Regions from separate parts of the Homo sapiens genome. Here region 1 is linked to region 2. A link is a loop called in an ENCODE intact Hi-C map of the cell type or tissue named here. Cell type or tissue: natural killer cell. All regions are shown on one strand. Each heading gives the region's core, and the rest is flanking DNA. Links, peaks and the distances in the headings are about the cores only. Region 1 overlaps CTIF (cap binding complex dependent translation initiation factor). Region 2 overlaps SMAD7 (SMAD family member 7).

Evidence for each region. Peaks named below come from ENCODE experiments on the same cell type or tissue, not always from the same donor. Only the 100,000 strongest peaks of a DNase experiment are listed, where the experiment ranks them.
Region 1: it touches region 2 in a loop (6-fold over the local background); 10 of 110 quality-filtered maps call a loop at or near these places.

The regions. Positions count from the first base shown.
Region 1 is chr18:48,806,724-48,822,570 of GRCh38, forward strand. CTIF (cap binding complex dependent translation initiation factor) reads left to right here. Exons shown (of 12, transcript NM_014772.3): 10 at 10,498-10,653. It overlaps CTIF-AS1 (CTIF antisense RNA 1), which reads right to left. Exons shown (of 3, transcript XR_935449.3): 3 at 11,277-15,847. Among named protein-coding and RNA genes, the nearest start is that of CTIF-AS1, 27 kb to the right of the region's middle. RefSeq lists enhancers at 4,765-4,814, 7,449-7,608, 14,193-14,442, 14,543-14,612. In natural killer cell, for the core only: no CTCF peak of the experiment used is centred there; DNase peaks (open chromatin) are centred at 6,848, 7,498, 8,318 and 9,008; H3K27ac peaks cover 4,459 bases.
Region 2 is chr18:48,930,787-48,946,633 of GRCh38, forward strand. It overlaps SMAD7 (SMAD family member 7), which reads right to left. Exons shown (of 4, transcript NM_005904.4): 3 at 11,695-11,769. Among named protein-coding and RNA genes, the nearest start is that of SMAD7, 12 kb to the right of the region's middle. RefSeq lists enhancers at 1,657-1,806, 2,065-2,950, 4,392-4,461, 10,665-11,622, 11,107-12,306. In natural killer cell, for the core only: no CTCF peak of the experiment used is centred there; DNase peaks (open chromatin) are centred at 10,135, 10,635 and 13,605; H3K4me3 peaks cover 295 bases; H3K27ac peaks cover 2,541 bases.

The sequences.
Region 1 (15,847 bases), core at 4,434-12,433, 130 kb before region 2:
GGCTTGGCCACTGCGCTCCACCATGCCAGAGCTCATGTGGTTATCCCGAGTGGGAAGAATTTCCCAGAATGCCTTGAGAAACCTGAGACACTGAATGGCTTTCAGGGCTTATTGATGTGGCCGGTGCAGGAAATAGCAGTACGTCAATAAATAGTTTTAGGCAGGAAACGGGGCTTAAATGGTAGCCTTAAAGTTTGGGGAAAGGCACTAGGGGTTGCTGGGAGGTAGCCTGCCAATCAGATGAGAACCTAGAGCCAAATACCAGGCTTTGAAATGGCTGCCACCAATCTGAGGCCCCTTGCTGCTTTTGGATACAAGAGGCTGAGGTTAGGGGCAGAGCTAGAGGAATGGCTTGTTTCGGTTGGCAGAAAGGACTCCTTGTTCCAGAGGAAAAGCTGGCAACCTATAACATGTGTCAAGAGGAGACACACAGGCTGGGTTTTGGTGGCCTCTGGGCGGGGCATGTTCACACCCCAGTTCCCCACCCTTCTCGTGAGAATCACTGCTGACTGGCAGATTACCAGAAGAATTCCACTGTCCTAATGCAAAAAATCAAGGAAAAGGGTCACAACCTGCCAGTTTCTTTTAAAATAGCTGTTTTTCTGATTATAAAGAGAAACATTCACAGAGAATCAGAAATTCAGAAAGTAATGTAGAGAATAAAGGTCATCCATAATTCCGCTATTGAGAGACAACTCCTGTGAAACACTATTTCTCCTCTTTCTTTTTAAAAAAAACTCTATTCATGGATGAGATTATATGGTAAATGCAATTTCAGTTTTGCTTTTTTCATTTAACATTATATAAACATTTTCCCCATGCTATTGTAAACGTTTCATAAACTTTTTGTTGTTGTGTTTTTTTTTTTTTTTTTTGAGACAGAGTCTCGCTCTGTTGCCCAGGCTGGAGTGCAGTGGCGCAATCTCGGCTCACTGCAACTTCCACCTCCAGGTGCAAGTGATTCTCCTACCTCAGCCTCCTGAGTAGCTGGGATTATAGGTATGTGCTGCTATGCCCAGCTAATTTTTTTGTATTTTTAGTAGAGATGGGGTTTCACCATGTTGGCCAGGTTGGTCATGAGCTCCTGGCCTCAGATGATCTGCCCATCTCAGCCTCCCAAAGTGATGGGATTACAGACGTGAGCTACTGCACCTGGCCACATAAACATAATTTTTAATGGATGCATGAATCATCATTTACTTAATTGTTCCCCTGTTGTTGGGTGCTTAGGTTTTTAGATTTTTATGTGCATTAAGCTTATTTTTTCTAATATTTTAAATTGTTTCCTTATGATAATTACCAGAAGTGCAACTACCAGAGCAAACAATAAGAACTCTTAAGACTTATTTTAAGGATTTTCAGAAAAGTCATACCAATGCCCATATATAAGTGCCTGTCTCACTGCATCCTTACCAGCATTGACAATTACCATTTTAAGTTGTCCTTATATATATAGATGGGAAAAAGACGTTTTCATTCATTCAATTACTACTGATATTGAATTAAGTTGTTTTCATATATGTATTAGTAATTTACATTTTGACACAGGATTTACCTCTTAATGCCCTTTCCCCATTTGTTCATGAGGGATTTCATACTTTTATTACAAATTTGAACACACTATTTATATATTAAGACCATTGCCCTTTGTCACATTTATTGCGTGTATTTTCCTGAGCATATCAATTGTCTTTTAATATTTTGATGCATTCTTCCATTGTCTTAGTGAAGAAAGCCCCCCTCCTTCCAGAAATGTGAGAAATACTCTTTCATTCTCTTCAAATTTTTGGTCCTTTTTTTTTTTTTTTTTAACATTTGACTCTTTATTCCATCTGGAATTTATTTTAGAGCCCAGTGTGAAGTAAGATTCTAAATTATTTTCCTCCTGATACTTAGACAGCTGTCCCTGCACTGTTGCTTGAGTGAATAATGCTTCCTTTGCCACTGATTTGTGGTCCTCAAGGGATCATGTGATAAACCTTTGTGGATGCCAAATTTGTTTCTAGGCTATCTGATCTAGCTCTCCATTCGGATGTCAGCTCTACAGCCTCTTAATGAATAAAGCTTTATTAAGGATAAGTTAAGAGTAGTGTAACTCTTTCCAATGTTGTTTTGTTTTTAGTTATTTCCCTTGCTATTCTTTCAAATTACTTTTAGGATTATTTTTTCAAGTCTTCATTTCCTTTTCTCCCAAAAAAGTTCACATTGGGATATGGAGTACAGATTGATATTAAACCTGTGAATTATTTCAAAGAGAATTACCATCTTCACAATGCTGTCTTCTCAATAAGGAATTGTGTGTGTTTCTTCGCTAGTTGAAGACGTTCTCTTAAATCTTTCAGTTTTGTTAGGCAATTTTCTTTATAGAATTCTTGCATATTTCTTAATAATGTCACTTAAGTATTTTATTGCTTTATTAAATGAGCTTTGTACATTAAAATCTCACTAGTTAATTCTGTCATAAAAGAAAGCTGTTGATTTTGTGTATTAATTTTGTATCTAAATATTCTTATTAATTAGTCACTGAACTCTCTTGTTAATGATACTCTTTATTAAAGGCTTCTCTCAGATTTTCCATATATTTAATCAAATCATTTTATCTCTTCCATTCTAAGGGTCATAGGTGTTGCTGCCGTTTTTTAATCAAGCCTATTGAAGTAATACATTACATTTATAGATTTCCTGATACTAAGTCATCCATGCCTTCCTGATAAAAATCTACTTGGTTATAATGGATCTGTTTGTTAGTATTTCACTTGGGATTTTATATCTATTCACATTAGCAAGATTAACTTGTAGACTTCCTTATTTGTAACTTACTATCATGAGATTTTGTTTATAGGGAACTGGTTGGAAAGCGTCTCTTTTTCTATGTTCTGAGTCAGTTTGCAAAGGAAAGCAGTTACCTAATTTTTTGGAAGTTTGAATGAACTTACCTATAAAAATTGTAAGTTTAGAGATTTCCTTATAAAGGTAATTCTTTCATAACTTTCATTTTAGCTTATGAATTTTTAGTTTATTCTGGCTCATTTCTTTTTTAGCAAATGTTGATTTTTTTAATGAATCACCTATTTCATCATTTTTTCAAAATTATCAACATAGAGTTATAAATAATTTTATTATACTTTTTTTCTATATCATATCTGTTTTCATATCTAATTTTATTTCTGTTTCTTCTTTCTTGATTTTATATGTGATTTCCTTTCTCTATTTCCTAAGTAATTAATTTGGGGGTTTTATCTGTATTATGTCCTTATATTTCCTTAGCTATTGTTGGTTTTCTAATTGTTTTAGTTAAATGTTTAGATCAACATTGTCTGGTAGAAGTATAATGTGATCTACATATGTAATTTTAAATTTAATAATATGTGTTATAAAATTTCATAGGTAGGTAATATTTTTAAAATATGAGACATTTTACATTCTAGTTTTTATACTAAGCCTTTGAAAAGTAATATCTGTTTTACGCTTACAGCCCATATCAGTCGGGATAGCCACACTTCAAGGGCTCAATATATTGTCACATGTGGATAGTGGCTACCATATTGGATAACATTGGTTTAGATGATATATTTTCTTCCATTATTTAGTGGCCAAAATAGTTAAGACTATAAATTGACCTTTCATTATAGTTTTGACCACATCCCACAAGTTTTTATAGTTATTTCCTAGATAATCTAATACAGGTATTGTATATTTGAGTATGTCTTTATTTCATTTTTCTTTAGAAGAATACCTTTTAAGTATTCAAGCAATTGGCTATTTTTTAATTGTTGTTAATTCATAGTCCCAGTATGTAACCTGTACAATTTCTATGTTTTGAAATTTATACTGAGATCACAGCTTACTATGAAGCTTGTTTCAATTTAATCTTATTAACTATATTATTTAAATCACCTAAGTCATTTGTTTTTTATTCATTTAATCGGCCATAGAATGTTAGTGGTTTTATTTCCTGATATAATTCTTCCTTTCTGGTTTTTTTCCTATGTTTCTTTTTTTTTTCTTATGTTTCAATAGCTTCAGGTATATTCAAATCTATACTATAAAGTCTATAACATTTTGTGTTATCTCTTTATTATGGATTGTATTTTTATATATAAAACCTTATAATTTTATTTAATAATTGTTATCTTAAAAATACTTCCCTTTTACTACTACTTTATTTTCATTTGCTCACTCTTGTTTTTACCCATCCATTTATTTTTTTATATCCTGTTTTCAGTTCTGCTAGTGGTTACTAGTGTTTACTTTTAGCATTTTAAAGGCATACTTTCATTTTTTTTCTCTGATTCCCAAGCTTAAGAAAGATGCAATAACCTGTGAATCCTTATGGCCTAAATTAGGAAATGTTGTGTGCTTTACAGACTTCTATCCCCTTCCCACCAGTATTTACTAATCTCTAGTAATTTAATCTTGGATTATTAAGTCACTACTACTATAAAATTCTTATTTAAATTACATTTTAAAATTAAATATCTTCTCTTCCAAGGATTATTTCTGGCTTTTGATTCCATTGTATAACCAAAATTATAATGACTTATTTTAACTTAACTTAATAAGTCTACCTGGTTGTAGTTTCAGTTTTCCCTTCTGTTTCTTCTATACCATGGTTTCCTCAGAGTTAAATCATAAATTTTGTTGGCCATAACATGCATTCGGAAAGTTCTTTTTATTTTTTATTATTTTTAATTGTAGTTTTAAAATAACATAAAATATACTATTTCAAGCATTTCTAAGTGTACAGTTCAATAGTGTAGAGTCACATTCTCATGCAACCAGTCTCTAAAACTTCTTCATCTTGCAAGACTGAAACTCTCTACCTATTAACCCCCCATGTCCCCTGCTCCCCAGCTCCTTGTAACCACCATTCTACTGTCGTTTCTGTTTATGGGTTTGGCTACTTTAGATACCTGCATAAGTGAAATCATGCAGTATTGTCTTTTTGTGACTGGCTTATTTCACTTTGCATAATGTGCTGAGGGTTCATTCACGTTGCAGCATGTGTCAGAATTTCTTTCTGTTTTTAAGGCTGAATAGTATTCCACTGTATGTATATATCACGTATTGTTGATCCATTCATCTGTGGGTGGATGCCTGGGTTGCTCCCACCTCTTGTCAGTAATGCTACATACTGACATCTCTTTGAAATCCTGATTTCATTTCCTTTGGATATATACCCAGAAGTGGAATTGCTGGATCATATAGTAATTCTGTTTTTGATTTTTCGAAGAATCACCATACTATTTTGTTTTTTGAGATGGAGTCTCACTCTGTCCCCCAGGCTGGGGTGCAGTGGCATGATCTCAGCTCACTGCCACCTCCGCCTCCCGGGATCAAGCAGTTCTCCTGCCTCAGCCTCCCGAGTAGCTTGGATTACAGGCACCCACCACCACACCTGGCTAATTTTTTATATTTTTAGTAGAGGCGGGGTTTCACCATGTTGCTCGGGCTGGTCTCGAACTCCTGACCTCAAGCGATCGACCTGCCTTGGCCTCCCAAAGTGCTGGGATTATAGGTGTGAGCCACCGCGCCCAGCTGGCCATACTATTTTTCATAGCAACTGCAGCATTGAATTTTTTAAGATAAACATGTAGGAGTGATTTGTTTTAGAACTTGCTTATGTAAGATCTTTCTCTCGCTTTCACTCATAGGCAGGTTTGTTCTTTTCCCTTCAAACTCATGAAGACGTTGCCTTCATGTCTCTGAATTTTTAACCTCAAATAAAGAAGTATAAGGCCAACCAGATTTTTCTTCCTTTGTAAGAAGACTGTCTTTTGTTCCTTCGTAGCTGTTTTTAAATTTTTCTTTTTCTGCGAAACTAAAAAAGAAAATTCAGCGGGGGCAACGTAGACCTTGTCTCTACAAAAAAATTTAAAAGTTAGCCAGGCATAGTGTTATATGCCTGTAGTCCCAGCTACTCAGGAAGCTGAGGTGGAAGGATCACTTGAGCCTAAGAGGTCGAGGCTGCAGTGAGCCTTAATCGCACCACTGCACTGCAGCCTGGGCAACAAAGCGAGACCCTGTCTCAAAAAAAAAAAAAAAAATGAAAAAAGAAAAGAAAATTATTCCGCTAAGTAAAACTGGGGCAGGGCAAGGGACTTCCGGAACACTGTGAACACTTTTTACCCAAAGAGTCAACTCATTTTTATTATTATTTATTTTCAGTGAGAAAGTTTATTTCTCTGCTCTCTTTGTTCTGTGTATTCTGGTATGCTTTTTGAAAACTTCTCTAATTCACAGACTAGATGTCCACTCTCTATCTTCTCTATCGTTTTTCTTTTTGTTTCTAGTCTATTTATCTTTGTATTCAGCTTTCTGGTCTATTTATCTATTCTGCTCTCTAGGTGGTTTCCAAGTTTATCTTCTGCATTACTTTTTCTGCATTATCCATTCTATCCTTTACTGCCTCCAATTCATTTTGATTTTGCTGTTGGATTTCTAGTTTCCATTGGCTCTCTCCTAATCCCAGTTCCTGTCTCACACTTCATTTCAGCCTGAGAGTTGCTTAGCTAATCACAATCCCTTCCTTCGAATGCCTATTCACACATCATAGAATCTATATTGTCATTCTCCTTACATACAAGCCCACATGTTTTGCACTTGAGTTTTTCATTTTATTTATATCTGGTTGATTGTCATTAATATGTTCAGAGTTACACATTTCCATTAAGTTTTCACGACACTGCTCCTTTATTCTGCCAGGCAGGATTTTTGTGTAGATGCCATATTGCTCTGCGCCTCCCTCAATCCTGAATGAGATCACCCCTGTCTGGTCTTTTGTGTTTGCTGTGCGCATCAGCCTTGGACTAGCTTGGTGTCTGCTTAGGCAGAGTCTCCCTCTCAGACCTAAAGCTGGAGGGTGGCTTCATGAGCTCATCTCAAATCCAATTTCCAATATTTAGCAGGCATTCAATCTCCTAGTAACCTTTGCTAGCCCAAAACAGAATGCTCTCTTGATGCCATGGATGATCAGGAAGAAACTGAGTCAAGAGCTAGTTCTTTGATCAGATGCAATCTATTTTTTAAAACTTCAGTTCCTTGTACACACTGCCTCCAAGTTTTTTCCTGCCCCAGAGGGCTTTGCCTGAGAGCACCATCCCTTAAAGGACACAGCATTTCACCCAGTCTCCTCCTGCCCCTGCACTGCCCCGAATCTCCAAGGCCTGGAATAAGGGTGGTGCAGATGGGAGCTGCCTTAATACACAGGCACAGGGCTTTGCTAGTACTGACAGATACTGTCTACCAGCCAGAGACAGATAGAGGAAGGGGCTGAAGCCTCAAGCTACCCCCTGTCTTTGGTCTTCTGGGTCCCCTGGGCAACCAGAATTTGTTGGTGACAGCACTTTAGTTAATGATGTCACCTCCTGAGTCTGGGAGGAGTCTGCTGGGGAACTGTTATCTTCCTTCTCAGTGTTGCTGTGGGACTTTGTTCTTTGATGTGTGCCTTCATGGGTATTTTTAGGGAATATAAGGAAATGACAAGCTGGGGGTTGATAGAGGGGCACCATTTTAACACCCGAGTTAGCACTTGATAAAGGCCTAGAGTTGTGGTTCAGAGCCATGGTTGCACGTTAGAATCAGCTGGGGAGCTGCCAAAAATTACCAGTGTCTGAGCCCCACCCTGACCAGTTACACAAGACTTTCCGGGGTGGGGTCCCAACATCAGCAGCCTCAGAGTTCCTCCAGGTGACTCCAATGTACAACCAGGGCAAGAGCGTTTAACCCAGAGCAGAGAAGGGGCTTAATTTTTCATTCAAGTTCTAGTACTGTGTGGCCTTAGTCATGTCTTTTAATATCTTTGTGCCTTAGTTGTCCCCATTTTAAAATGAGAATGGTAATGCCCACTCTTGCTCAGATCACATAAGAATATTGTGGGATAAACAAAGGTTCATGAGAATGAAACCACCAAAAGATGTGTGACTTCAAGCCCAGTAGTGCAGGGTCCTTGGCAGGCCCTGGGGTGGCAGGCAATGTAATTCATTCATTCACAAAGACCCTGAACAGCTAGGACCCCCTGTGAACACTGCCTGCTCCAGGCTCTGGACTAGGGAGAAGAGACAAAGCTGTCAAAGATGCTGGGCACGCACTACTTGCGGGGTCCCTGGAGTCTCTTGTGGTCCCTTTTCACCCTGGGTGAAAGATAAACAGCAGAACTCTACAATCATACCCAGGTGGACAATTCAGTGAGAAAGGAGTGGGGAGGCAGGAGGCCTGAGGGGTCAATATGAGGCCCATGAGGTCTGCAGGCATGGCTGCACTTACAAGGGACCGTGTGGACAAATGGCTTCGTGGAAAGTACAGACTTGGAGAGTGACTAAGCGTGGGCTCTGATGCACTACTTTCCAATTTAAAAACACCATAAGAGCTGCTCTTGCCACAAAAACAAACAAAACAAAAATGGGTAACTGTGAGATGATGGATATGTTGTTTGCTTCACTATAGTAACCTTTTTACTGCCTATATGTATCCCATTGCATCATGTTGTATACCTTAAATATACACAAAAACATTTTTTGAAAAATAAAAAACACCATAAGGAGAAAAAATGTTTGGTCTCCAGAGCAGGCTGACGTCAGTTTGAATCCCAGCCCTGCCACTGGCTCATAGTCATGGGCAAGTTACACAACTTCTCTATCCTCAGATTCTCCATCTATAAAATGGGGCAGTAATAGGACCTGCCTTATAGGACCATTGTGATAACTATGTAAAATACCACAATTAATATCCTTGGCTCAGTGTCTGGCTCACAAATAGCAGCTGCTGCTGTTACTGTTTTACATATAAATATAGATATCAAAATAGTTATAGATACACACACAAGTATATACTTTTTTGTAACTGATGAAACTCAGGTCATTATAAGCTGTGGCCTAGGCTCATCCAAAGCTGGCACTGCAGGGCTTCTCAGCCAGCCCCTGACCTGCCACCTGAGGAGACCAAGGCCCACCCTCTAGATTGCACCTTCATCACTCACAAGGGACAGATGTTAACCAAGTCATCTCTGAGGGCCTTCCATCTCTGGAGATGCTGAGATTCTGGTGCCAAGGATGCTTGGCTGAAGTCAGCAGTGGTGTGGGGGACTGGGCTGTGGGAATGCTCTGAGTCACATTCTACAACCTGTCTTCCCATGTTCTATTTTGGTGGTGACACAGTCACCCAGACCAAGAATCTTGGCGTCATCTTGGAGTCTCCCCTTTCCATCAACCCTTACAACCCACCACTTAGCAAGTACTATTGACCTTCACAATGTCTCTTGTGTCACTCCTGTATTGGTCAGCTATTGAGGCTGAACAAACAACCATAAAAATCTCAGTGGCACGCAGCAGTAAGCGTGCATGTAGATGGTGTGTGTGCAGGTTGGTTGGGGGTCACCTGACCTAGGCTAGACTTAGGTGAGGCCCTGTCGCATATGTTGCCCACCTTCTCCCTGGGACCATCAGGCTAGCCCAGAGAGAGTCTTCTTAGGATGACAGAAGAAACATGAAAGTCAACATAAATATTTAACGCCTCACATCAGAATTGGCACACCATCACTCCTGCCTCATTCTATTGGCCAAAGCAAGACATATGGCCAAAACCAAAGACAAGAGGTAGGGGAAATATCTTTCTGAATATTATTTAAGCTACCCCAGATTCTTATCTTTCAGCTCTCAGAGCGCTGAGGTTTTAATTTCATCCTGCCTGGATGCTTGCAGTGGCCTCCTGTGTGGTCTCCACACCTTAGCTATATTAACCTTTCTGTTGAGCACTGGTATGACTGTGGTATTTCATGGCCCCATCCCCAAAACCTTCCCTAGCGACCATCCCATGGAACCCAGCTCCTTGGTTTTTTATACTTTCTTCTCTTGTATCACAGTGATGAATGAATATGTCTTATCTTAGCTCCTAGTGCAGAGCCTGTCACACAATGGGGCAATAATATTTTTAAGGAGGATGAATGAATGAATGAACGAATGAATGCCTAGGCCCCTCGAGGGACGGGCTGTAGCTGTGTAGCCCAGTGCTGGGGCGCTAGCCCACATGGTCCTCTGTTGCCACTGCTGATGATGTGTGGGTGGGCAGTGTTCTGGTTACCCCCAGTCCACCACGCAGAGGGCATGACTTGGGGGTTAGCAAAGGGAGACGGTTTAGCCACAGGGAGTTAAGTGGAAAAGTGCTGAGTCTGGGGAGGGTGTCACCTCCCGTTCTACCTCATCCTCCCACATCAGCATTGCTGTCAGTGAAGGAGGATGACCAGCAGGTCTGGGCAATGCCTAGAGGCAAGGAAGCTGTGTCCCCAACCTGGGGACACCTGAAGAAGAGGTGTTATGGCCCCAGGTCAGGGTGGTCCCAGCCACAGAGAGTGCAATCACGCACCCCCATCCTCATTTAAAACATGGGGTTTGCCTGCTGCCCAGGAGCAGCCCCAAGACAACAGATGCTCTGCACAGCAGGGTGGCACCCAGGCCCCTCCCCAGCCCCGGGAGGCTGACGCGGTCTCTCATGCCTCCACAGAAGGACTTCACGGTGCGCGAGGAGCTGCAGCAGCAGGACGTGGAGCGCTGGCTGGGCTTCATCACCTTCCTGTGCGAGGTCTTCGGCACCATGCGCAGCAGCACAGGCGAGCCCTTCCGTGTGCTCGTGTGCCCCATCTACACCTGCCTCAGGGAGGTAAGAGACCTGCCGCCTGTGCCCCCTGCACAGCCAGACAGCACCAGGTCTGGAATGCGTCTCAGATAACTGGGACAAAGCTGTGAGGGTAGGCTCACTTAGAAAGGGACCCATCCGGGCCAGGCACGGTGGCTCACACCTGTAATCCCAGCACTTTGGGAGGCCAAGGCAGGTGGATCACCTGAGGTAAGGAGATCGAGACCATCCTGGCAAACACGATGAAACCCCATCTCTACTAAAAATGCAAAAATTAACCAGGCGTGGTGGTGGGTGCCTGTAATCCCAGCTACTCGGGAGGCTGAGGCAGGAGAATTGCTTGAACCTGGGAGGTGGAGACTGCAGTGAGCCGAGATCGCACACTGCACTCCAGCCTGGGCGACAGAGCGAGACTCGGTCTCCAAAAAAAAAAAAAGGGGGCCCATCCTTCAGCAAAGAGATGTGCAACAGCAGTCACTTCTGCTCCCCAAAGCCAGGTCTTTCTTCGTTGGGTTTATATAAAGGGAACCAGCACCCCCTTCCCCCGTGGGGTGTTGTGAACTGAGGCTCCAGTCATTCCCAATCGGGAGCACTGGCTGCAGAGGGGAGGCCTATGGTAAGTGTTGTCTCAATGAGCGATCTTGGAATTGGATTGGACTGGTTTGCCACTGGATTATTTATTCTATGAAAACATATTTTCTTCTAAATTTCATCTGAAAAAGAAAGAAACAAGAATGACCAAGGAACTTTTGAGAAGCAGGAATTTAGCAGGTGGTTGCACTGCCAGATATTATAACTCACTTTCTACACCCCTCTGGCTGCTGTCAGGGGAGAGAATTGAAAGGGGGCAAAGTGGAAGCTGGAAGCCGAGTGGGGCTGCTTAGGCTGCGCAGCAAGAGGTTGGTGGCTTGGAAGACAGCCTCGGAGTGAGGGCGAAGAGCACGTTTAGGCTCTAGTTGAATTTCTGAGTTAGAGCCAGCAGGACTCGGTAATGTGAGTTGGAGGGAAGGGAGGAGGGGACATGGGCTCCCCGTTTACCAGCCTGGTGGCCCCATTTTCTGAGATGGAGGATACTGGATGAGAAATAGAATGGGGATGAAAAGCAAGAGTCAGTTATGTTTGAGTCGCCTGTTAGCTGTCCCTAGGGAACTGCCCGGAGGTTGGCCGGGTGGAAGGGTCTAGAGATCCTGAAGAGGTCACGCATGGAGGTAGGGGATAGAGGGTTCTGGGAAGTATCGATATGCACCTGGTGCTCAAAGCTGGGGACCAAATGGAACCACGCAGGAAGAGAGTATAGATGGAGAGGGAGAGGAAGGGGGCGTGTAAGAACCCTCACAGCAGCCCTTCACTGGGACCTGGACGCCTCCCCCATGTTGTACCCTCCCACCACCGGCAGGCCTCTGCAGGGGCTACCAGGACACAAGGAGGAACAGCCTCCTGAGAATCAAAGGACCAGGACAGAAAAGTGTCCTGGGTTTGGCAACAAGCAGGTCACGGGCCCTGGGTGTCAGCGGAGGTGAGGACAGGAGTGTGGACACGTCTTTCGAGAAGTTTTTCTGTGAATGGCAGCAGGGAAGGAGAGCTGTGGGGTCAAGGGGCATCTTTATGGTTTTGAAAGAAAGACAATAATAGAGCAATTTAAGAGAAGGGAGGGAGTGTATTTATGAGTGTTTTTGAAGCATCCGTTTATAGAACAATAGCATGCTCATTCCAGACAAGCACAGAGCACACAGTTCTCTCTCGGGTGTTTTGTAAACCCATGAGCCTCTGCCACTCCATGTACCCAAACCACATTTCTTAACAAATGCACTTGAAATCAGATTTGTTTCGCAGATTCAGACAATGGCCTCTCCTGACTTTGTTTCACTCTCAAAGTGCCTTGAGCTCAGAATGCAGCTCCAGGAGGGCTGGCAGCTCTGCTTTTTGCACCCTTTGGAATGACATGGAGGCTAGGAGCGGGCCTGCGTGGCCTCTTGGGTCCTCCCATCCTTGCCTGCATTGCCCTGTGCCCTGGACAACCCACCTCGAGACAGGGAGCAGCACTGTTCTAGGGCAGTGACCTGAATTGCCCCAACACGTTCCCTCTGCGTGATCTGGACACCTCCTGGTGTTGTCGTCACCTGCTCCTCCGAGAGGGAGGCAAGGCTGTAGCCGAGCGCCGGCCCTGGCTGCTGGGACACTTTTAACACCGCCTGAGGTAGTGCAAATATTCCAGTGTGAGATCCGGAGGTGCCAGGAGATGTGTGCAGACAAGAACAAAGAGCCACGCCTAACGCACACTTGTTGGATGCATTCAAATTTTCGGGCCAGTTTGACAAACACAGACCCATCCAATGCTCATGGTAAACTTGAAGAATAAATAAATCACCTATGGTCTTCTCCAATTTGTAAAAGAAGAGGGCAGAGCCCCATGTACCAAGCTAACTAGGGCCGGGCTGCAGCAGGGTTCACATCCTGGCTCTGTTGTTCATCAACTGCACCACGTTGGGAAGCATTTACCTGCTTTGAGCTTTGGCTTCCTCATCTGTAAATGGTGCTCATGCTGCTTTCTCTGCAAGGTGCAGGGAGGGTGGCAAGGCATGGAGAGACAGCTAAGTGCACTAGGGACAACGAGGCCGGAGGATGGAAGGAAGTGCCCGGGGCACGGCGTCTGGCAGAGAGCTAGTTGTCATCTAGGCTGATGGGGCCTAGGGGCTGAGCACATGCCTAATCTTAAAGGGCTACTTGGGCTGAGTGTCCTGCCCAGGGACAAACAGCTGGTCCATGCCAGAGCTGGTCTGGAGCTCCTGAACTCCAGGTAGGGCTCTTTCCAGGAGAAATCTTGGCTTCCCTAAAACTGGGCCAAAAGAAAAGATGGGGACTTAAAGGGGTGCCCTACGGATCTCAACAATCCTTGTGAACAGCCTGTTGCCTTTCGCAGCTCCGTAGGGACCCCTGAATTCTTCAAGCCATTTGCTGCCTCATAACCAGGCTTGACCTACATCCCTAAAGCAGGTTGAGCCGGCTTATGGAAGTTTCCAGAGCCAAAGGCACAGCTGCAGCCCCCTCCATGCTGGAAAAGCTTAGGCTTTCCCCCTGGGGCCATGTAGATGTCTGACCCCAAATCCACAGCACCCACTTTGCCCTGAGATCCCCCCAACTCCCAGAACCACCCGCAGGCCCACATTTCCAGCTGCCCACTACACCTGTCCCAGGTCATACCTCAGGACCCTCCAAAAGGATGTGGTCAGAACTGCACCCCAAGACCCCCTGCTCAGTGCAGCTCTCATGCAGGCCCCCACCCATGCTGCCTGCCTCCCTGCAGCCAGGTAGCAGCCCCAGAACCCACGCCACGGCCTTTCCGCTGTCAAGTCACTCACTCCATCCCCTGCGTCTGTACCCCCGGGGCTCCCCTGCAGTGCTTTCCTTGCTGCTTCTGAGTAAAACCCAAACCCACAGGCCATCTCTGAGTGAAGGGTCTTGCTGAGGGTGAGGACAAACCCAAGGGATAGATGCAAAGTCCTCACCATCCAGCCCGTCTGGGGGTCCTTGTGCTCACAGAGGCCCCCTTCATTCTGAGGTCCAAGCTTACTCGGTCCCCACGCTCCTTTAGCTCAAGCATGTGCTTAGTCCCCAGGCGCCTCAGCCTGGAGGACACCCAGCTCTCTGGGAGTCCCTGGGGACATCCTTTCACACCCTGACCTCATCAAATTAACCATTCTTTAAGTTACTCAAGCTTGAAACTTTGGAGTCATCTCTGCCTCTCTGTCTTCCTGTCCCTGACACTTCTTCCTAGGCCCAGTTTGAAGTCACCTTTTCTGTGTGGCACCCCCTCAGCACACCAACAGCTTCCTCCTAAGGGACCTGGAAGTGTCCTCTGTCCTTACTGCTCCATCCTCACCCCAGCCTCTTCACGTTGCCTTGTAGTAGTGTTCAGTAACGGTAGCAGCACATCTCACTGCATGGACGCCTCCATCTCAATCGAGTGCCTCGTGTGTTCTTTTCTCTTTTAACTCAGACAGCACTTTGAAGATTATCATCCCCATTTTTCAGAGGAGAGCAGAGAGGTCAGGCAACTTGCTCAGGGCCACACAGCCACCAAGCGGTAGAATCAGTCCTGGAATCCAGATCTGACCACCCCATTTCACTGCCTTGCAGGCAGAGCAGGGGCTACTCTGTTTGTTTTCTTGGTGCATAACTCAGCACCTATATGGTAGGATCCCAGTAGATCTTGGTGGAATTGATTCCATTTTTGCCCCAACTAACATGCCAATCAGAGATCCTTCTTCCAGAGATGAAAAAGAAGAATTTTCAATGTGTGCTTTTCTTGTTTAAGAACAAATAGTTTCTGCCGAGGTGGTTTTCAAAGTGATTGAAGAAGATTATTGGTCATCTGTAGCTGCAGGAGTCTCCTTGCTCTGCTATTTACAACTCATATTTGCTTAGCAAGCTCCTTTTTATTTTTTAAATATTTTTGAATTTCTATTTTTAGTTTTACTGTGGTAAGGATACTGAATATGGATCTACCCTCTTCACAGGTTTCTAAGGATAAAGTACAGTATTGTATCCATAGCCATAATGTTGTGCAGATCTCCAGAACATATGCATCTTGCATAACTTAAACTTTCACCCATTGATTAGCGACTCCCCATCTGCACTTCCCCCTAGCCTCTGGCAACCACTATTCGTTGCTTCTTTGAATTTGACTATTTTAGATACCTCATGTAAATGGAATTATGCAGTATTCGTTCTTCTGTGACTGGCTTATTTCATTTAGTAATGTCATCAGAGTTCATCCATGTTGTTGTATATTGCAGTTTCCTTCTTTGTAAAGGCTGAATAGTATTCCATCGTATGTATATACCACTTTAAAATTTTTTTCTTGGAGGTTAATATTTGTACATATTTATGGGGTACATGTGATATTTTGTTACATGCATAGAATGTGTAATGATCAGGTCAGGGAATTTAGGATATCCATCACCTCGAGTATTTATCATTTCTATGTCTTAGGGACATTTCAAGTCCTCTCTTCTAGCTATTTTGAAATATATAATGCATTGTTGTTAACCATAGTCACCCTACTGTGCTATCAAACATTAGAGCTGATTCCATCTAACTGTATGTTTGTACCCATTACCCAACCACTCTTCATCTCCCCACCCCCACCCCCAACACACACACACACACACACACACACACACACACATTGTTTTATCCATTTATCTGCTGATGGACA
Region 2 (15,847 bases), core at 7,023-15,022:
ACAGTGTAATTTAGCAATTCCACCTCTGGGTATATACCCAGAAGAACTGAAAGCGGCGACTCCAGTGGTATTTGCACATCCATGTTCACAGCAGCATTATTCACAATAGCCAAAAGGTAGAAGCAAGCCAAGTGTCCATCAAGCAATAAATCAACCAGACATGGAATATTCATACAATAAAATATTATTCAGCCTTAAAAAAGAAGGAAATTCTGACATACGCTAGAGTATGGATGAACCCTGAGGGCATTATGTTAAGTGAAATAAGCCGATCACAAAAGGACAAACACTGTCTGATTCCACTATTCTATGAAGTACCTAGAGGAGGAGGCAAATTCATAGACAGAAAGAATGGTGGGTGCCAAGTGCTGGGGGAGGGGAGAAGGGAAGTTAGTGTTTCATGGGAACAAAGTTTCAGCTAGGGAAGATGAAAAAGTTCTGGATGTGGACGGTGGGGATAATAGCACAATATGAATGTACTTAATGCCACAGAACTATACACTTAAAAATTGTTAATATGGTATATTTTATGTATATTTTACCACAATAAAAGAAAAAGGCCTCAGCTCTCTTAAGGCTCTCCTTTGCACCCCCATAACTAGTCCTCATAAGCATAGATTTCCTGAACTGGGGATTCCACGGGTGGGACTGGGCTTCAGCAAAGATATCGGCCCCCTGCAGATGTATACAAATTGTGGTATAGCATGCATTTTTCTGAACAGAGTCCTCAGCTTTCACCCATACTTGGAAGAGTTTGCGAGCCAAGAGACAGAAAGAACTACAACCTTTTTATTTTAAAATGGAAGCAGTCTTTGGCTTCCATAGGGATATCTCATCAATAGGGGGATCATTCCCACACCCCTCAAATCCAAGAGACAAAGATCACAGATCACCGAAGGGACTTGGCAGCCAAGCCCAAGCCCTTATTTTGCAGATGAGAAAACTGAGGCCCAGAACACAGAAATGGCTCCTGCAAGGCCATGTGGCCAGCCAGGGGCTGAGACACTCGGCCTCAACCCAGGAGAGCAGGCCAGCCTCTAGTGACAGGAAAGTGGAGGATGCTGGCCCCGACATTGTAATTCTCTCCCAGCCCCCTCCTGGGACTAGGGCATCCTGGACACCCTGGGGGGAAGGTGGGGGGGCTTCTGAGTTTTTGCAGGCCCCACGATCCTGGGCTCTTCCCCAGAAAACAGCCCCCCCAGCAGGGTTTTGATTGTGCCCCCACTGAGCAGGAGATGGGGCCCATCTATTTGTAAGAACGGTATGGTGCACTCAGATCACACTGATAACTAACTTTTTAATTTTCCCTCTTGGTTACTGATTCATGAGGGGGTGGGGCAGGGCTGGCTCAGAGGCTGCAGTGAGGCTGACAAGGTCCCCAGGCCCAGCTCTTGATGATCCTCACTTAGCCTGCAGGGGAAGGAGACACTTAACAGCTTCATGAGGTGACTGGAAGGTGGGACAGGGGACAGGGACAATCATTTAACCTCCGAGTGAGCCACCCCAGAAAATGCAGACAGCTAATCTGCCAACGGCACAGTCATATCTTGGCGTCTTATTGTTTTTGTTCCTGTTGAGTGACAGTCGCAGATCAAAACGTAAGAAAGCAATACTGAAATGAGCACACAGTCGCTGGCCTGGTTATCTGAGTTGTCTTCTGGCTGAAAGAAAGTCCCGACTTTGCAAGATGAAATTGGAATTGAGACCAGATCTTCCCTTTCTGCTCTGATCAAACCCCCCAGCAAAAGCAGCTCTCCCCGCCTTTTCTTCCTGGTGGGGCTTCACGGAGGAGCGAGAAGAGTAATTCAATTAGTGAACTCCACAGAGCTTGGAAGCCATCGGTTGGCCCCGGGGGAACAGACAGAGAAGGATGAATGTGAAAAGGAAACACCCTGGTAACTGCATCTTAGATTATTTCATCCAAACCCAACCCCAGACAGGCCAGGGCCTCACACACAGGGCTGACACCTCAGAAACGGGCTTAACCCTCAGATTTAAAATTAAAAAGCAAGAATTTCCTTCATCCCCCAGATGGTCTTCGTTGCGAATCAAGTCCTCTGGAGTTACAAAGGGAAAGTCACTCCTGGGCTTTGAAAACATCCCACTTCTCCTCTGGCTGTCAAGACATTAGATACTGTCTTTCCAGATGTTTCCCCACCCCTTGGCCGTGGTCCACTGAGGAGCCTGGCGCTAGGCTGGTCACTTCCACTCTGTGCTGTGCCCCAGGTACTACCAGGGTCTGGAGGGTGGATTATAACCACAGCTCCTGTTCTTCCTGCTGTCATCTTACAATCAGCAAGAAGCGGGGTGGGGAGGCGGGCTGGAACCAAAACCCGGGAGACCTACCTCTGTTTATCCACAAGCTTTGCTTTATCTCAATTCTCAACAGACCACACAACCAAAGCAGAAGTAGAAGTGGATGACTCAAGAGCTAGGCCCATCCCAGGGGGCCCACCCTGCACCTCCCCCACCTATGGCCTGGCTTCATGGAGGGACCAGGCTCCTCTGTCCTACAGAAGCTGCCCCTGCCTGCCTCCAGGTAGAGGCAACTCCTAGTCAATCCCCCCTCCCGCCGGCTCCATCCCCATGGATTCAACATCACCTTCGGACAAGCCATTCCAACTGCCAATTCTTAATTCTAACCCAGCCCAGGAACTGGTCCTCTGCACAGCACACAGCCTGGCACATAATAGGTGTCAATACATATTTGCTCCATAAACAAACCACAGGGACACACTGGCTTCTTCCAAAGCAGCGGGCCCACCTAGCTTCACACCCGGCAGAGGGAGGCACATGTGAACCCACCTGAGAGGGGAGCACACCTTCCAAGCACGGAGTCAGCCAGAAGGACCAAGTCCCTCTCCTGGACTCCCCACGGAGGACACAAGAGGGAAGCCCTGTTCTGCGCTAGGTCACACTCAGCCGCCGCGGCATATGCCACTGAGAGGTGTTTCCAAGGCCGGCGCCGGCCCACCAACCTCTGTGGGCACACCACCTGCCCACAGCATTCTGCTTTGGCGTCCTGCTCTGTTTGGACAAGTTGCCCTCACCAAGTGTTCAACAATGCTTTTACACACCCCAGGGCCCTTGTTGTGTTATGAAAACAAAACAAAGCACGCTAAGGAAAAAGCTGGGAGGGTGGGGGTGAGCGTGAGTGGAGAGCGGGCCAGCCACACACACAGGTCTCTTTCTTTCTGGTCTCTGTCCTAAAGACGGCTCCTTGGCAGCACGGGCCGGGGCACTGTCCCATGCCCTGTGTCATTAGAACAATGACATCAACAAAGAGGGGATTTAGAAACCCAGAGACAAAAAATGGAACTGGACCTTATCTGCACCACTGTAGGGCTGTGATAAGCCCCCTCTCTGGGAGATGCTTCTAGGTGAACCATATCACTCCTTCCTCCAAAGCACAGCACCGTTACTGGACACAGCTGTACCAGGGCAGCTCCGAGACCCATTTCCCCTCCACTCCTCACTAGCACCCTAGAAATAGTCTCAGGAAAGTTACAGAACTCCTGCAGGATGAGGGGGACACGGTGGCTTGAAAACACGAAGGCAGCCCTGAGTTCCCGGCGGCTAAGTGCCAGGTGCCTCTGTTAGGGGAAGGCAGTACCGGGGGTGGGTAAAAAGGCTAAAGGCGTGAGTAAATTCTTACGTACCCCCCATCAAAAAAAAAAATACAATCTTTTTTTTGCAAGTTAAAACTGAGCTAATGACACTGGGTGGGGCTCAGTGTTGAGGACTCCCCAGCCAAACCAAAATTAGCTTCCAGCCAAGAGCTGCTTGGCCTTACCATTTGGGGAAGGAAGCTGAAAAAGTCATGAAAGATTCTTTAGTAAAATGGGAAATAAGGCGGCAGTTAACATTTCAACTGAAGGTGACCCTTCTGGTAAAATATTTTTTTAAATAATAAAAATAACATAAAGTTCTCAAACAGCCTCTTTCTTAAAGAAAATGGCCTACATGTTCTCGTGGGAGTGGAAGGGAAGAAAAAAAAAACACAAAACAGAAAACAGGCTAGCCGTTTCTCAGCCACTACCTTTCACGAACCACTTTTCTCTGGAGTTATTCTCAAAAAAAAAGATGATGCAATTTCCTGTCTTGTCCCAATATTTCCTGTTAACTTACAAGGTGAAAGTTATCACCCTGTTTTAAATAACTGTCCTCAACACCGCTGAAAGTCCCTTTTCCCAGCCAGTGCCCACCCCTATCAAAAAATGTCCCCATCTTAGAGTATAAATACGATCATTTTCTACACCTTTTAAGAGTTGGCTTCGTAAGAAGCCTGGTTCTCTCTCTAGCAGATACTGAATCCACGGGGCACCTTCCACGGGAGTGGAAGCCCACATCTCCCAGGTGAACCCACAGAGAGAAACAGAGAGGCTGGGGGGCAGCCGAGTCCCCCAAGTGAGCCAACAGGTTTAGGTAGAGTGGCCGGGATCAGGTGAGTGTTGCTTTCTTGGTGTGTTAACCACTAAATTGAGAACTGTGCCTCAGCAGTTAATAATATCTTCCCGCTGAAAATAGCCCGGAGAGGAAGCCTCTGTGTGACAGTAGGCAGGCAGCCAGGCTTGGGGCTAGCCATTCAATACCGAGCGAGAGGTGGTAGGGCCAGTGGTGACCTCCCTGTGGCTGTGCTTACAGTATCCTTTCACGAGGCTCCCGCAAAGGGAGGGTGCCCGGGCCAGTCACCTACGGCCACTGCAGCCCTAGAACTTGGGCAAGGACATCACAGGGACTGGGGTCTCCAGGGGCCCAGGAAGGGTCTGGATCACCAGCTTTTGGAGCCAACCCTGGCACCATCCTGGTTCGCAGTCACTGGGATGGGCAGGCCAGGGGGACCCCGCAGAGTGAGAACAAGCATATTCACTTCCCCCAGCAGAAAAGTCAGGCCGGGAATCAAACCAGAGGGAACTTTCCTGTCTCTCATTTCTGGAACCCACGAAGAAAAAAGGAAGGTCGAAGGATCAGCACAGATGTGTCTGCTTGCTCAGGTAACACACAGCAGAAGGCCAGGCGTGGTGGTACACGCCTATAATCCCAGCACTTTGGGAGGCTAAGTCGGGAGGATCACTTGAGGTTAGGAGTTCGAGACCAGTCTGGCCAACATGGTGAAACGCCCTTTCTACTAGAAAAAAATTAGCCAGGCATGGTGTGGCACGCCTGTAATCCCAGCTGCTAGGGATACTGACGCATGAGAATGGCTTGAACCCAGGAGGTGGAGGTTGTAGTGAGCCGAGATCACGCCACTGCCCTCCAGCCAGGGTGACAGAGTGAGACTCCATCTCAAAACACACACACACACACACACACACACACACACACACACACCACACACACACACACGAGATCCCAGGCAGGCTACCAGCCTTGCTCCCTGGTCCATCAATGTACTTCCCATGTGACCTCAGGGCTGCCACCAAAACAAGTGTCTACCATCATCAGGTCCTAGGCAACTAACAGAAGTCTCTCCAATTTTACTCTCCACAATCACTGTTCCTTATAGATTATCCAAGTATCTACATGTATTTAAAACCTACCGCTGGCCATTTTTTGGTCAAACTTGTGGTAAAATACACATAACTTAAAATGTGCCACCAATGGCATTGAATACATTCGGTGAACTGTGCAACCATCACCACTCTACAGTTCCAGAACATTTTCATCGTCCCAAAAGGAAACCCGGTCCCATGGGTCCCTTTTACAATCCCATTCATGACAGCAAAGCAAAACAGTGGACCATGTATAGTTAATAATAGTTTTCTCTCAAATGTCTCTACAAAGAAGCAAGAAAGTTATCTGGGAAGCTGAATCCCGAGGGATTTTAGTGTGCGAGCAAGTCCAGGAACCAGCACTTTACACCTTTTTTTTCTTCTGCCAGGTGAAGACAACTGCTTTGAGAGTGCTGCTCCGAGTTCAAGGCCTGGACCGAAGGAAGTAAAGACCAGCCTGGCCATCATAATTCTGCAAGGAATTATGACACAGTAACAACAATAATAAAGGAGCAAAGAGGCCGGGCGCAGTGGCTCATGCCTGGAATCCCAGCACTTTGGGAGGCCAAGGCGGGCGGATCACCTGAGGTCAGGAGTTCAAGACCAGCCTGACCAACATGGCAAAACCCTCTCTCTACAAAAAAGTACACAAATTAGCCGGGCGTGGTGGTGCACGCCTGCAATCCAACTACTCAGAGGCTGAGGCAGGAGAGTCCCTTGAATCCAGGAGGCAGAGGTTGCAGTGACTCGAGATCCTGCCATTGCACTCCAGCCTGGGCGACAGAGCAAAACTCCATCTCGAATTAAAAAAAAAAAAAATTAAAACATTAAAAAATTTTAAAAAGAAGCAAAGGAAGCCAAACTTGATCATGAATTCTTCGGCATTTCCTCCCTTTTCACTGCTCCACCGGCTCTGAGCTTGCCACGGAGGTCCCATAGGTGTACAAGTCTACGCAGCTACAGTCAGGCTTTGCTAAGTAAAGGCATGTGTGTGTGTGTGTGTGTGTGTGTGTGTGTGTGTGTGTGTGTAGGAAGTGAGGGGCAATCAGCATGCTACAGTGTCACCAAAAGTGACACCACCCAAAGCCTGGCCTTCACCTGGCCCTCTCCCTTTGCTGGCCCAGTTCAGCCTGGGGACAGGATGCGTGAGGCGGCAGCAGACCATCTTGTCTGGCCGGCAGAGCAGCCCAAATTTGCTCCAGAGATTTTAAATGCTGTCACCCTGTATTTAACCCCTGCCGGACTGCCTCATTCTTTCCAGGACAAAAGGGGTTTTATCAGTAAGCCCTTCTCCAGGGGGAAGTGCATGACCTGGGGCACTGCAGAAGAGGCGGGGTCCAGGACTGGTCTTCACCAGGGTGTGGGTGTGCACCAGGTGAGCCCGCCCCAGCCCTGACTCATCCTGTTGGCAGGTGTTTAAGGAGAGGCAGAAGGTGTCCCCTGAGTTCTAGGCCGTCATTTCTCACAGTGGCCTGCAGGGTACTAAGGGGATGGGAAGGAAGGAGCTTGCTCATGGTCACAAGCACCTGTCCACCTGAGTCCCCCAAAGTCCACGCTCATGAGCATTTGGATGAAAGGCCCACATGCCTGTGAGCTCAACCTGTGCCCCCTGCCCTCACTCCACAATGGCATTAGAGACCTCAGTGAAACCATGAGCTGTTTTGTAGCCAGGCAGGGGGAGGTGACTTAATTTAAAAGCAGAGCAACAGGCGCCCAGGCCCAGGTTCCCAGTTCATGATCACAATTCCAAGCCAGACAATGAATAATTGTTCACGTGCAGCTGATTAACTTTCCTTAAAACAGGATGGAGCAATGTTTCCTAAGCTACTTGGTTTGAGCCCAAGTCAACTGTGGACTGAGCCAGGGGTGCATTTTCAGATTATATAGGTATTTTTGAAGGCTCTCCTCTGAGACTATGACAGATGCCAGCAAGGATCAAAGAGAAGGAGACAGAAACATCCTTGGATGCTGAATGGATACTGACTCAAGGACGCTCCCATCCCCCAGACTTGGGGACTAGTAGCCACATATGAATCTCAAGCAAAGAGTTGGCCACCCTTGGGTTGGAGGCATGGTGCCGGGTCTCTCCAACAAGCATGACTTCGCACAGCCAAGAGATGGAGTTTCCCAGGACACGTGAGCACTTCTGTCTCCACTGCCTCCTACCTCCCTCCTTGAGATCCATGGGAGCACTTCTTTTGAAGTTTAAATAACTACAAGTGGTTGCTGGCTTCCAATCCCTACCCTAACTGGGCAGGTCCATATGGCTGAGGCCCAGCCAGCTCCAGACATTCATATATAAAGGAGGAGGCTAGAAGATGAGTCTGCAGCTGAATAACCTACAACTCACAAGGGAGATGCTGCTCCCTCAACCCACTCAAACCAGGACAGCAGACAGGCAAAATGAAAGCCCCCAGACAGAAACTCCAGATGGAGGCTGCAAAGATGATAGCTTCCAACACATGCTCTGCATTCCCAGTGATCCCCGGAAAGCTCTGGGAGCAAATCCTTTCCATCTCCACGACGGAGCTGAGCCTAGAGGCTTCCCAGCTACATCAGACCTCTCCCAGGTGATCTTCCTGAGCCATGACACATCCATGTCCAAGCAGCAGCAAGGACCTGTTCTGGAGTTGCATGCCTTTCAAAAGACACCCATCCCAGAGAGTCAGGCACAGACTGCCAAATCACAAAGCAGAATCAATCCACAAACTCCACCCCACAAGTCCACAACCTCTTGGAGAGGCCGCCCTGACATCAACCCACCCCAGCGACAGGGACCCACCCTATCCCAGAGCCTGCCTGTGGGCATCCGCACGCTCTCATGTGTTTGCGCACGGGATTGTCTATCTGTACGTCTGCGGCAAAACCCACCCACCCACACACCCACCCCCACAACACACACACACGCATACACACACAAGCTTGCACCCAGCAATCCATCTGTCTCAGAGAGCCAGCTGTCAAAAATGAAAGTACAATCTCCTGGAAGCAAGTCACTGCCTTCTAAAAATGTCCCATTTTCCCAGACCGAGGAAACTTGCAAGGGTGGGGTGTGTTTCACTGCAAGTCCCTAACGACCAGGCCTGTCGTCTACCCACCCCCCCACACCCCCCCAAAACAAAGCTGCAATGCTGGAATTCCAACCTGCAGCCAGCAGCCCCGCCCCCGGGCTCCTACCCGCCCACTCCCCTTCCTCCCGGGCAGTTTGCAAGGGCGCAGGAAAGGGAAGGGCCAGCCTTGGAGTCACCCCTGCATTTCAGGAGAGGACCGGCCTTTGAGCACACCCCACCCCCACCTCCGAGGCACCACATTTTCACATTCGGCTGTTTTTTCTTTCCCTTCTTCCCTTGCCAAGAGAATCAAGCCCTGGCTCCTGCTGCCGACCTTCCTCCCACCCTAAACTGAGCCCCATTCATTAAGCCCGCTCTCAGCCAGGGCAGGACAGGAAGGAAAACAGCACACAGGGCCTGTGAAAGAGGCTCAGAGAGGTTATTTCAAGGAGGAGGAGGGAGAAACTCCTCAGTTTTCACTGCTCCCCACCTTGCTGCCAGGCTCCCACCCCCCAACCTCAGTGTCTGCTATGCCCCTTCCCCCATCCAGCCCTGCCACATCCAGTCACTGGCCTCATCCACAGCAAGGCAGACACACCCAGGCCACCCCCCATGGAACGATCAACTTCTTGAAAAGGAGGAGGTTTGGGCTTTCTCCATTTACAAAACTCTCTGCCCTGGACAGGGGCCAATAAAGTTCCCTTTTGGAAGGCATTCTCGCTACAAAGAGGACAGCCCTAGGTTTTCTCCGTGCCCATCACCTCCCCTCCAGACGCCCCCAAGCCGGTGACATCAACCCCCAAAACAGTGTACCCTCCCCACCATGGCCCATTATGAATACACTGCACCAACTCTGAACGGAAAGAAGAAGGAGCTCAAACTTTGAAGCCTTTGGAATTAGTAAATCAAGAGCTGAAATTCAAAACAAATGCTCTTGCCATGTGGAAGGCCCCCTCTTCTCTCTGCAGTCTTCTGAAGCCACACTGCCCTTCAGAGAGTCACTGCTTCTTCCTGGCAGCTCCTTATTAATATCTGTGTCTACAATTACCTGGAGGGGTGAGGGGAAGGAGTTAATGATTGTTTTACCCCCAGTTTCTTTCTAGGACTGGAAGAGCTTTGGGGAAAAAAAGCCCACCCATCGGCCAGGCGCAGTGGCTCACACCTGTAATCTCAGCACTTGGGGAGGAAAGGGTGGGTGGATCATCCGAGGTCAGGAGTTCAAGACCAGCCTGGCCAACATGGCGAAACCCCATCTCTACTAAAAATACAAAAAATTAGCTGGGCACAGTGGTGGATGCCTGTAATCCCAGCTACTTGGGAGGCTGAGGCAGGAGAATTGCTTGAACCTGGGAGGTGGAGGTTGCAGTGAGCCGAAATCGGGCCACTGCACTCCAGCCTGGTGACAGAGCGAGACTCCGTCTGTGTGAGCCGAAATCGCGCCACTGCACTCCAGCCTGGGCGACAGAGCGAGACTTTGTCAAAAAAGAAAAAAAAAAAAAAGCCCACCCATCTCCTGAGGGCTTCACAGGTCACATGGCACGGGCGGGTGAGGAGGCACTCAGGCTGGTATCTCAGCCTGGTGTCGTCATTTCCTCCGGCAGGGGAGACAGACAAGATGTTATCAAGAAGACAAACCTTCCGAAAGGACCCTTTCAAAAGCTGCCACTTCCCTTGCTTATTTCATGTGGTTTGGAGGGGCCGGGGCTCCTCCCTGCACATTCAGGGTTTAAAAAATAAAACCATCTAACAACATCCTGAGCGTGTTATTCTGCTGAGACCCTTTCCTCTCATTGGCCTTCTTTCTTTCAAGAACTCTCTCAGCCTTAGAAAGCAGAAAAGATGCAGTTCACACACTGCTGCCTTTTCTCCCTCCTCAACTCCTCTGTCCACTCCCACCGTACTGCCTGAAGCCCCCTCCCTTCTCTAGGTCCCTCTTTTTCCTGCTCAATTCTCATTAGAAGCTTTGAGTAAACAATACCCTCAGTCTCAGATAACAGAGTATATATTGCATTGAAATGAAAACAAACAAGGGTCTCCCTAAAGACGTTCTCAGCAAGCTCAGTTCCTGAAGAGGAGAGCCGGGGAGGGAGCCGTCCGGGAATGAACTTTGCCTGAGCCAGCCATGGAAGACACACCACCAAGTAGTCAGAGCAGGTACCCCACAAAAAAGGGTGCCCCTCACACAAGAGGATACACCACAACAGGGCACAGCTTCTATTCGAGCTGCTACCACGTGATCCTACAGGCAAGGAAATGCCAAATGCCCAAAACTCTGCTGGAATTTCTGTTTTTAAGGTCGTTTTCCCTCTTGCTTCAGCCAGTTCTTAGAAAATCTAGTGATGACATGGTGGGGATGGAAAAACAGGTAGAAATAGGATTTCTTCAGAACAACATGAAATGCGTCCCATGTACATAACCAGTGAGTTTCTCTAAGTACTGCCCTCTTTTCGCATCCTCAGGAACAACAATGCTCTGGCTACCCCGTGCCTGTCAGCCAGCCCCGTGACCCCCCAGCACTGGCATTCCAGGCCTTCACGCATACCTGTGAGCCCTGAGGAAAACCTGCCCCGCTAGGGAACAATTACAGCTCCTACTGTTGGCAGTGCTCCCACCCTGGTGCTCCCAGCCCCAGACATGTGCTGCAAAATCCTGCAGCAGGCTGGGCTGGGAATCAGAACTTGGGAGGGAAGCCTCAGATCTACTCTGAAATCCCATCGTATGCTTGGGATCTGTCTTCAACAAGTTCCCTAAAGGTGGGTCCATTCCCTTTACATCCCCCATGCGCAAAGAGCAAAAGCAAAAAAAGAGCTCAAATGCATGAGTTAATGACACCAAAGTCACCAAGCTGAAGCCCCCCAAGCCAGGAGCTGCTTAAAAATAACCGGGCAACACTTCACACACCAAAGCAATCCCCAGCTCGCTCTTGTCTCCCCGTCCACGGAACGGATCCAGTGTCCAGAGCGTAAAGGACTGCAGGATGAGGAGCTGAAGGGCACCACAATGTCACCACCGATGCATCCAACTTAAGGCATATAAAAATGAGAATGAAGTCCAGACCAGCTGGGGTGGCAGAAGGCCACCCCCATTCCTCCAGTCTTTAGCAATTTCAAAAAAGGTTGGAATTGCCAGGAAAATAAGAGAAAGCATCTTACCTGAAAGCCCCCCAGGGGCCAGATAATTCGTTCCCCCTGTTTCAGCGGAGGAAGGCACAGCATCTGGACAGTCTGCTGTGGATTTGAAAAGGGGAGAGAAAGAAATAAATACACAAATAAAAACACCAAGATCCATCTTTAAGCACGCTCTAAACAGCATGAAAGACAAACCACACATTCCAAAAGGCTGACTCGCGGCCTTGATGCTGATTATTAATGGTCTGCTCAGGCTTCACTGCCCATCGTAAGACAGACCACAGCACCTTGTCACCCGTCTGGGCTCCGGGCAGCCAGTTAATCATTACTCGAGTCAGGCTCAATGAGACTGGCTGGAATTTCTCTTGCATTACCAGTCCCCCATTACGGATACCAGGTGGTTCCCAAGGTCAAAGGAGGTTTGGGTTGGACTTTCTCAACCCTGGTTGCTCTGTCATCCCTCATCAAGGGCAGAAGGCTCTCTCCTTGGAGCCCATGTCCTCTCTGCCTTCATCCTTTTAAAGACAGGTTTCCCAGTTCTTGAAAACATTCTCAAGATTGATGTTGGGCTGCCGGGACTTCTTTCCCCTTTTTTAATTGAGGACTAACTTAAGTAGAGCAAAGTATACAAAATCCCAAGTAGACGCAATGAATGTTACTCATGTATACATCTGTGTAACCACCACCAGATCAAGACAGAGAACATTCTCAGCAAGGCTCCGAGCCGGAGGGGAAATGTTCTACCTCTCCCAGGCTAGTCCAAACCCCTCATCTCTGGAAACCTTCCCAGGCAACCCCAGACCTGCTAAGGCTCTCTGCCCTCAGTTCCTATAAAACATTTGGCACCCAACACTCGGAGTTTCCTCACTGATTTTTACCTTTAGATTGCATCTGCCCTTAACTAGACTTCTCTTCAACTTCTGTCACCCTCAGGTACTCTGCACAGTGACCTCACCGTTAATGAGGATAATGACAATTCCAGCTGAGAAACAGTCTCCACAACCGCCCTCCAAGCAATTAAAGCAAAACCTAATGTCCATGAACCACAACTCATTAGTCCCATGAAACACAAATACACAAGACCCTGTAAGCTTGTCATGCACCACTGGCAGCGCCAAACTCCCTGAAGTCCTAGCGGAGAGCCCGGCTAAGGAAAGGTGCTGCCCAGGTCCGCAGCAAACACAACAGGTTGGATCGTGCAGACACCAGGCCTCCTACCCCAGGCCACCAGGACAATGTCCCTGTGGGTTTCCAGTTGGAACCACTTGGCCATGCTGGCAAATAGGAAAGCCAAAAAAAAAGAGCAGACGGGCAAGTAGCCCATGGGAATCCTTTAGTGGCCTACACATAGCCCCAAACCATCTCTGGGTTTCTGCTGTCTGCCCTCTTAATGCTAAGTTTCTCTCTCTAACTCAGGGTCACTCCCTCTCCCACATTCTCAAGGCTGGAAGGACAACTTTTCAAGAACTCTCCTAAGCGGGCGAGGGGCAGAAGTGGAGGCAGGCGTGGGGGTGAGGTGGCTGCGGTGGGTAGGGGGAAAGAAGACTGTGTGTGTAATCTCATTTTATCAGGGTAAAGTCTAATTCCTAACAGGAATATACAGTTTTACAGGATACACTTAATCAAACAGAAAACAATAGAGGCAGGCAGGAAATGGAGTTACTTGTTAAATGGTGTATACCCTGCACTTTCTAAACCATTTTGATGGCCTTCATCATTTTCTAGAGATAGGCTTCTCAACCCTCTCCTCCACCCACTCCTCCCAGATGGAAGACACCCCCACATTAAACATAATGACTTATCCACAGCCACTCCCCGCCACCTTTGGCTGGCAGAATCCCAGGGGCAAGGTGTGTTTCAAAGGAAAAGCCGGGCATCTCAGAGCAGAGCTGAGACCACATTCAGGGTGTCAGCCCATCTCAGATCAAAGGTAAGCCAGCTCCACACAGGCAACCACAAGCATTTTTGTGAAATGGTGCTCTGCCCTTCTGCAGTGGCTTTGATCTCAAGAGGGATTTACAAACGTTAATTAAGCCTCCCTACCACCCCTGTGAAGAAGCAAAGTATACCTGTTCCATAGGCAGCCAGGTAAACTGAGGCGTCACTGACTAGCTCAAAGGGCCACCCAGTGAGCTGGGCTATTCCCAAGAGTCCAGCCCTATCCCATGGCTCTCACTCCCCAGGCAGGCTATGGAGTCCCTACCCTCTTTCCTGGAGGTGGCCAGGCCATCCAGACTGGCCTCAAGGTTAAAGGAGCCATACCTCCATCTCTCACCCACAGAAAAGCTCCGCATAGACAGATCTCTGAAGTCAGGGTCTCACCTTAGGCCTGTGTCGCCTGTTCCCCAGAGCCCAGGCTGGCTGGCAGACAGAAGCTCTAGGCCACTCCTGACTCACGCAACACTAAGTGTTATCAAGCACTTGGTAAGCACTAGGTTCTGCGAGAGAAAAAGACTCATTCCTTTCTCCGAGCAGCTCCAACAGAGTCTTTGAAAACCCAACCCTGGGGAGCAGCCAAGGAGCGAACTATTGAGAATGAGTACAAGGTAAAGGAGCTGGGAGTCCCACGATAGTCTCAGCAACTGCGTTCTGAGCTTCCTAAGTACTGTTAAAGACAGAGGAGCCCCTACTCACCACTGTACCCCAAGGGTCCCAGCTCTGCCCCAGGTAGTTCAACCAACCCAGAACTCAAATGAACCCTGGTTATAAAAGAACACAGCACTGCCAGGTGCAGTGGCTCACGCCTGTAATCCCAGCACTTTGGGAAGCAGAGGTGGGCAGATCACACGAGGTCAGGAGATCGAGACCATCCTGGCTAACTCGGTGAAACCCCGTCTCTACTAAAAATACAAAAAATTAGCTGGGCATGGTGACGGGCACCTGTAGTCCCAGCTGCTCGGGAGGCTGAGGCAGGACAATGGTGTGAACCCAGGAGGTGGAGCTTGCAGTGAGCCGAGATCGGGCCACTGCACTCCAGCCTGGGCACAGAATGAGACTGTCTCGGAAAAAAAAAGAACACAGCACTGCATCGGAATCCTCAAATTTCTAGGTAGGCACATCATCATGCCTGTAAAATGAATGACTGAACCAATGAATGAATAAATGAATGAATGACCTAATCTCTTTCATCATGCTGATTTTAAAAGAGGCCTAGAAAAGTTAAGAGGGACCTCGGTTAAGAGAGAAACGCAGTGCCAGATCTCAGGTCAAGACACCAGACTTCCGATCTGGATTTGCAGGCTGGATCTGCCCATGGATACTGGCCACCTGGGTCCCTCAAGAGCTCACCCAGCAACCCCCCAAGGCCAGCCATTCCTCAAACCTTTCAGACCATCAGATACAATGAAACACGGGAAGCAGAGCCCACACAGCTATCCCCGAGATCCAGCTTTAAACAGCAAATTCTGACTTCTTGTGGGATGTGGAGGTGGGGGTGTCTTTCTGACTTCTGACAGCCACAAGTCACAACTGGCCTCCCCTAGGTTCAGTCATGTGAACACTCTTTCAAAGAAGGCTCTCCTGGTTGGACCACACAGTACCTAGGTGTCTAAAGTCCAGGCCTCCCAGATGCTGAGTGGAGTGGCTTAAATTATAGCAAAATGGAGTTCCTAGCTTTGAGCCCTCTGTGTCTCCAAAGGCTGCAGGGTACCAGGCCCCAGCCCCATTCCCACCACCTTTTCCTAAGATGGAGACTTCACAGGATGTATTCCTTTAGTTGTGCAACTGGTTAAGATTTTAACAGTTGTCCACTGTAAAACTTTGTGCCTGTTTCATCTAGTAACCCAAGACCAAAAATTCAACCTAAGGGACATAGAAACTGAAGAATGTAAATGGTCCATGTAGATTCCCGGGCCAAACATTCTCCCATACGCAAAATGGGGATGAAGACCTGGGTCAGCGCCCATCTGTGGTCTGACCTCAATGCCCCCGGCCACAGCAGCTGGCAAAACCAGCCCCAGACCTGTGAGGGGGGCGGGGGGGGTGTGCTCCAGCTCCAGACCTGGCTGTCCTCCAATGTGGCAGGACAATTCCCTTCGTGGGGGCTTTGTCTATTACTGATGCTAAATTCTTACACAGCAGCGCCTTTTCTCATTTCTTTTTTTGTTCTATTTTCAACAAAACGTTTTGGGTGAGTAACCAGCTGTCTTAGTTTCCGATTGGCAGGTTAATCACTTCC